Regions from separate parts of the Homo sapiens genome. Here region 1 is linked to region 2. A link is a contact called in ENCODE Hi-C data. All regions are on one chromosome and are shown on one strand. The core of a region is the stretch at or near the end of the contact, and the rest is flanking DNA. Distances in the headings are between cores, read along the strand shown. Region 1 has its middle 23 kb from the start of LINC02851. Region 2 holds the start of CDC37L1 (cell division cycle 37 like 1, HSP90 cochaperone).

Region 1 (2,700 bases), core at 86-2,585, 2.0 Mb after region 2:
AAAAAAAAAAAAAAAAGAACAAAACGTCTCAAAAAAAAACCCCCACAAAACAGAACAAAACAAAAAACCACATAACTTGGCTATGGTATTATTCCTTTCACATAATACTAGATTTTGCTAATATTTTGCTTACAGAGTTTCCCGTCTAGACTCATGAGCAAAACTTGCATACACTTTTCCTTCCATTCGCTGTTCTCGTCAGGTTTTCCTATCAGGGTTATGCTAGGCCATTAAAAAGTTTAAAAGTGTTACCCGCTTTCATCTTCCTTCCCCCTTTTATTCTGGAACTATTAAAGACTGGAATTATGTTTTCCTCTTATATATCGTTCAATTTGCCAGGGAAGCCATGGTGGCTTGCAGTCTTCTTTGTTGGAAGACTTTGGACTACTCTTTCAATTTGTTACTAAACTATGTAGGTTTCCCATTTCCCTAAACATGGAAACAGAAGACCTCCTAGGACGTCTCCATTGCGGGAGGGAGACTGCAGAGGTCTCCGGCCACAGGACTGAGGAAAACCGCAAAAAGACGCGGTCACTACTAGGCGGAGTTAAACTATGGAGCCGGTACCCCCAATACCCTGCCCGGCAAGGCCGCCTCGTGACGTCCCCGTCTGACAGAGTCCCTCCCCATAGGGCCGCGACAGAACCACCGCACGATGGGACACGCGAGGGTAAGCTCAGGTCTCAGCGCATCGTGTGGGCGTCGGGACAGCGTCCTGGGCACCTGTTCCTTCCACCTGCTCAAATCTCTTTCCCTTCTATGAAGAAGGGGGCTCCGGGCCCCATCCCCAGGGAGCAAGAAGACGCAGAGGACCGCGCCGGTTCAGGTGCCGCTGGAGAAATGGAATCTGACGGAGAAACTGATCTGGGGCGGCAGCCCGCTAGGTTCGCCTGACTCACTAAATGCTACTACAGTGCCCCACACGGACTGCCACGAGCGGGTCACGTGACTGGACTCTGGATCGGCTGTGCTGTGATGGCCGCGTAGCGCGCTGCTGTGCGCGCGAGACTATAAGCCTCTGGGCCGCCGGTGCCTCCGCGCGGTCACCGCCTCCACCCGCCTGGCCGCTTCCCTCGGCGCATGCGTAGCACACCGACTCCAGGATTGTTTCCCAAATCCCACTTCCGCCACTTCCTCCTCCCGAGACCAGCCAAGCGCGCCTGGCTGTCTGCCCTTCTTGGGCTCTTGGGGAGAACGTGGTCCGGGAACTGGCAGTCACGGGGAGGCAGCACAAGAGGTTTTCGCCCTCATGTGCTGGTGCAACTATCGCGACCATCACCCTGAGAACTGGAGGAAGGGTGCCGCAGGCAAAGAGTGGCGCGCCTGCAGATTCGGTTCCGCGCTTGGGGCTCTCGCGAGACCCGGCGCTGGAGTGTGGACCGCGCGTGCCGGTGACGCGTGGTGCAGACACGTCGCCGGTGCCTCTCTCCCTAGGCCTTCCTGGGGGTGAGCTTCCGTCCCAGACGTCTTCGGTCCTACACTGCTTCCATTTCTTTTTTTTTTTTTTCCTTCTTTTTTTCTTTGAGACAGGGGCTCATTCTATCACCCAGGCTGGAGTGCAGCGGCGCGATCTCGGCCCACCGTAAGCTCCGCCTCCCGGGCTCAAGCGATCCTCCCACTTCAGCCTCCTGAGTAGCTGGGACTCCAGGTGAGCGCCCTGCTAATTTTATATTTTTGGTAGAGACGGGGTTTCGCCATGTTGCCCAGGCTGGTCTCAACTCCTGGTCTCAAGTGATCCGCCTGCCTTGGCCTTCCAAAGTGCTGGGCTTACAGGCGGGAGCCACTGCACCCAGCCCTACGCCCCATCTTTCTGGGTTTCTGCCTGGTATTGTTACATCTCCAACAGGCTTAACTCAAAGCTGACTTTCCGCCTGTGCTGTATCTGCCCCATGGTCCTTTAGAGTATATAAAATATAAATGGCACTTTGGGAGGCCGAGGCAGGAGGATTGCTTGAGCTCAGGAGTTACTGACCAGCCTGGGCAACATAGTGAGACCCCCGTCTCATTAAAAAATAATAATGCAGGCAGGGCGCAGTGGCTCATGCCTGTAAACCGAGCACTTTCGGAGGCCAAGGTGGGCGGATCGCCTGAGATTGGGAGTTCGAGACCAGCCTGACCAACATGGAGAAACCCCATCTCTACTAAAAATACAAAATTAGTTGGGCGTGGTGGTGCGTGCCTGTAATCCCAGCTATTCAGGAGGCTGAGGCAGGAGAATCGCTTGAACCCGGGAGACGGAGCTTACAGTGAGTCGAGATGAGCCACTGCACTCCAGCCTGGGCAACAAGAGCGAAACTCCATCTCAAATAATAATAATAATACAAATAAATAAATGTACACACACAAATAAATGGACTTGATAGCGATTTTTTTAGGTTTTCAGCTGCCCAATTCAAGAAATGTATTTCTTCTTGTCCCTGATTTCCGTCACTGTCCCAAGGCAGTGGGATTAAAGCACCACTACCGTTTTTAGATCCTTGTGTTTGGCATTCCATGTCCTCCTCTCAAGACGTTTGACGTAACTTTCTCCATCTGCTCTGTTGAAACATATGCTTCAAAATCTTTTTTTTTTTTTTTTTGAGACGGAGTCTCGCTCTGTTGCCCAGGCTGGAGTGCAGTGGCGCGATCTCGGCTCACTGCAAGCTCCGCCTCCCGGGTTCAAGTGATTCTCCTGCCTCAGCCTCCCAAGTAGCTAGGACT
Region 2 (2,700 bases), core at 61-2,560:
TCATTAACAGTTTCTTGCATATCCTCCAGGAATGTTCTGCGCAAACACACACACACACACACACACACACACACACACACACGGACGCAAACAAATACCATCCCTCTCTCTTCTCTCTCTGTATACGTACGCATATGTTTAATTCTGCAAGTTGCTTTGTTTAAAACTCAATACCTTTTGGAGGTATTTATATATCAGCATATTCAGATACAATTTACTTTTTTTAAAAAGGGTAATATGCCATTGTATTAATATTCCATACTTTAAGTTCCTCTATCGATGGACAATTAGAATGCTTTTTTTTTTCTTGCCACACACACACAAAAATTGCTGCCAGAAATCTTTGTAGTAAATCTTTGGATATTGGTGCAAAAATAATTGTTGCATACTTTCTTAGTGGTGAAATTGCTGAATCAATCCGCTCAAGCCTCTCATATTGTCAAATTACTCCTCCTAAAAGGTTATACTAATGACATTCTCACATCATTTCCTTACATCTTGGTACACATTTGGTATTAAGCGACTTCACAAGTTTGCCAGTCTAAACACATGGAAAAAAATGGCGTCATGTTGTTTTTATTTGGGTCTCTTTATGAGTAGGGCAGCAAGACCTGATTGTTAAACGTTCAAGTTTTGAAGTTAAACTCCCTGGGTCTGGATCCTACTTCTTCCTTGTAAAATGTGTGATCTCGGGCATGCTGGGTCTACTTCCTCGTCTCAAAAAAAGAGGATAAAGAGAGTACATATCTTTAGGCTTAAACAAGATACGCAGGCATACAGGAAGCCCTTCTTATGCGTTCGCTACTAGCGGTACTGATCCTAATTTTTTTGAAGCCGTGCCGGCTCCGGTACTTTATTTTTGGTGTGCTCCTCCAACCAACCAAGTTTCGCAGAATTCTGTTGTTGCCTGTAATTAGAAATGAGACGAAAATTGGCTCCGCTTGTTCAAAATTCTCCTCCCTCCGCCCCAACTCTGCCTTAGAATCACTGGTTTAAATGTCAATGTAAAGGAATGAGTTGCAATTTTTAAGCAACATGTAAAGTGCACACCTGGTCTGAGTACCTCCCGGCGGCCAGGACCCGCCGTTTTCGGTATAGGGAACACCAGATAACAATATATAACGCTACCTAACAAACGTTTCTCCACCCACAGCGCCATTAGCGGTTAGGTTTGCAGTGCCGAAGAGCTGCAAGAAAACGGGGCTTGAAACAGGAATACAATTGCAGATCCACCCACTACACGCAAAGGGCCCGGGACGCGCCTCCACAGCCCCGCCCCAACCGGAAGTGACGCACCGCGCCGACTATTTCTTCCGCCGTCCGCCGGTGGCGAGGCCCAGGCTGTCGCCGGGTGTGCAGCGGCGTCGCGGCCAGTAGAGGGATTCTGGGTAACGGCCCGGACCCCCGGCTGGGCTTCTGGCTCGGCGCAGCAGGTTCCATTCACGCCAAGTCTGTTGGCAGTGGCAGTTGTAGGGCCAAGGGCGGTTGTAGGACCCGGAGCAGCCGGACATGGAACAACCGTGGCCGCCTCCGGGACCCTGGAGCCTCCCTCGGGCCGAGGGTGAGGCTGAGGAAGAGAGTGACTTCGACGTGTTCCCCAGTTCTCCCCGCTGCCCGCAGCTGCCAGGCGGCGGCGCCCAGGTGAGAAGGGGCCTGCGTTCTGCGGAGGGATGGAGTGGTGCTGTCGCCAAACCCCTGGAATGCCGCGTCTCCCAGACCCTCTTCTACGCCTTTTTCTACGCCCACCTCACTGCCAGGGGCCGGGGACCTGGGACCTGACGCCTGATGCCATCCCACCCCTTTTATGGCATCTTCGGAGGGCAGACGGGGTGGCCATATATTACCAACCTCCACCTCCACGCACATGTTTTCTTTCGCCTTGGCTGATTCCTGTTCACTCTTGGAATACCTTCCTCCATCTCCCCTTCCTGACAGCACTCAGATTTGGGGCGGCTCATGCTGTAACATTGACCCTTTGTCCTCTTGTGAGAGGTTTTCCCCAAGCACTTTATTCTGTTAAAGGCTCTAGCATACTTGTGCACAGTTGCTAGGAACAGTGAATGATTGTAGTTCAGCATCACACTGAGTCCTGACAAAGATTTCACATGCGATTTTCACCGATGTTGACAACTGAGTAAATTCTTTAAATCTCGCTTTTGACGCTGGCGTACACCTCTCCCATTCGCGTGACCATCTTTGCCTTACTGTTTTGTTTTTTAGTTTTGCTTCACGTCATTCTCCAGTGAAAATATATACGCATATACTTGTGTTTTCCTTCAGACTTCTCTTAGGTTCCTGGTATTGTGTTTTCAATCCAGCATTCCTGCCTTCCTGCGACTGAAACGTATCCAAATGTGATATACTATTAAGGATTTTTCAGGGACCTATCTTAGGGGATACTTACATACTCGCATCACCTTGTCCTGTTTTTTTCTCCGAATCCGTGTGTGTTTTGGAAGTATATTTCAGAATCACAGACTAAACACTAATATATTCAATGGATCATAAGTGTCTGCCGCCTTCTTGCAAAATGGGGTTCCCAAGAGTGTAACAGATTTAATAGTAGTTTTCCTCTCAACTTATTTTGCTAGATGTTAATGAGAATGAGTTAAATTGCTTACCAGTAAGCGTGACATTATCAATCTTATGTCCAGCTAACAGGGTTAGTTGGCTTCACACAGAGAAAAATGCTGTTTCATA

Evidence for each region. A loop is a pair of places that touch in the nucleus more often than their neighbours do. Pooled maps may share reads with other maps.
Region 1: a map of naive thymus-derived CD4-positive, alpha-beta T cell shows a loop between it and region 2 (15-fold over the local background). The contact joins the enhancer-like site here to the promoter of CDC37L1 in region 2. A Hi-C loop is called at or near these places in 3 of 168 maps with a recorded cell type or tissue (CD4-positive, alpha-beta memory T cell and naive thymus-derived CD4-positive, alpha-beta T cell) and 11 of 50 pooled maps.

Annotation. Positions count from the first base shown.
Region 1 is chr9:6,680,341-6,683,040 of GRCh38, forward strand. No RefSeq gene overlaps it. Among named protein-coding and RNA genes, the nearest start is that of LINC02851, 23 kb to the right of the region's middle. RefSeq lists enhancers at 579-958, 865-1,613, 1,079-1,368, 1,439-1,558. Within about 2 kb of position 1,336, at least 41 of the 41 ENCODE cell types and tissues checked have a DNase peak (open chromatin) inside an H3K27ac peak, as active enhancers do.
Region 2 is chr9:4,678,259-4,680,958 of GRCh38, forward strand. It overlaps CDC37L1 (cell division cycle 37 like 1, HSP90 cochaperone), which reads left to right and starts at 1,311. Exons shown (of 7, transcript NM_017913.4): 1 at 1,311-1,641. The coding sequence starts at 1,510. CDC37L1-DT (CDC37L1 divergent transcript) reads right to left here and starts at 1,222. Exons shown (of 2, transcript NR_121598.1): 1 at 1,129-1,222. RefSeq lists an enhancer at 1,445-1,534.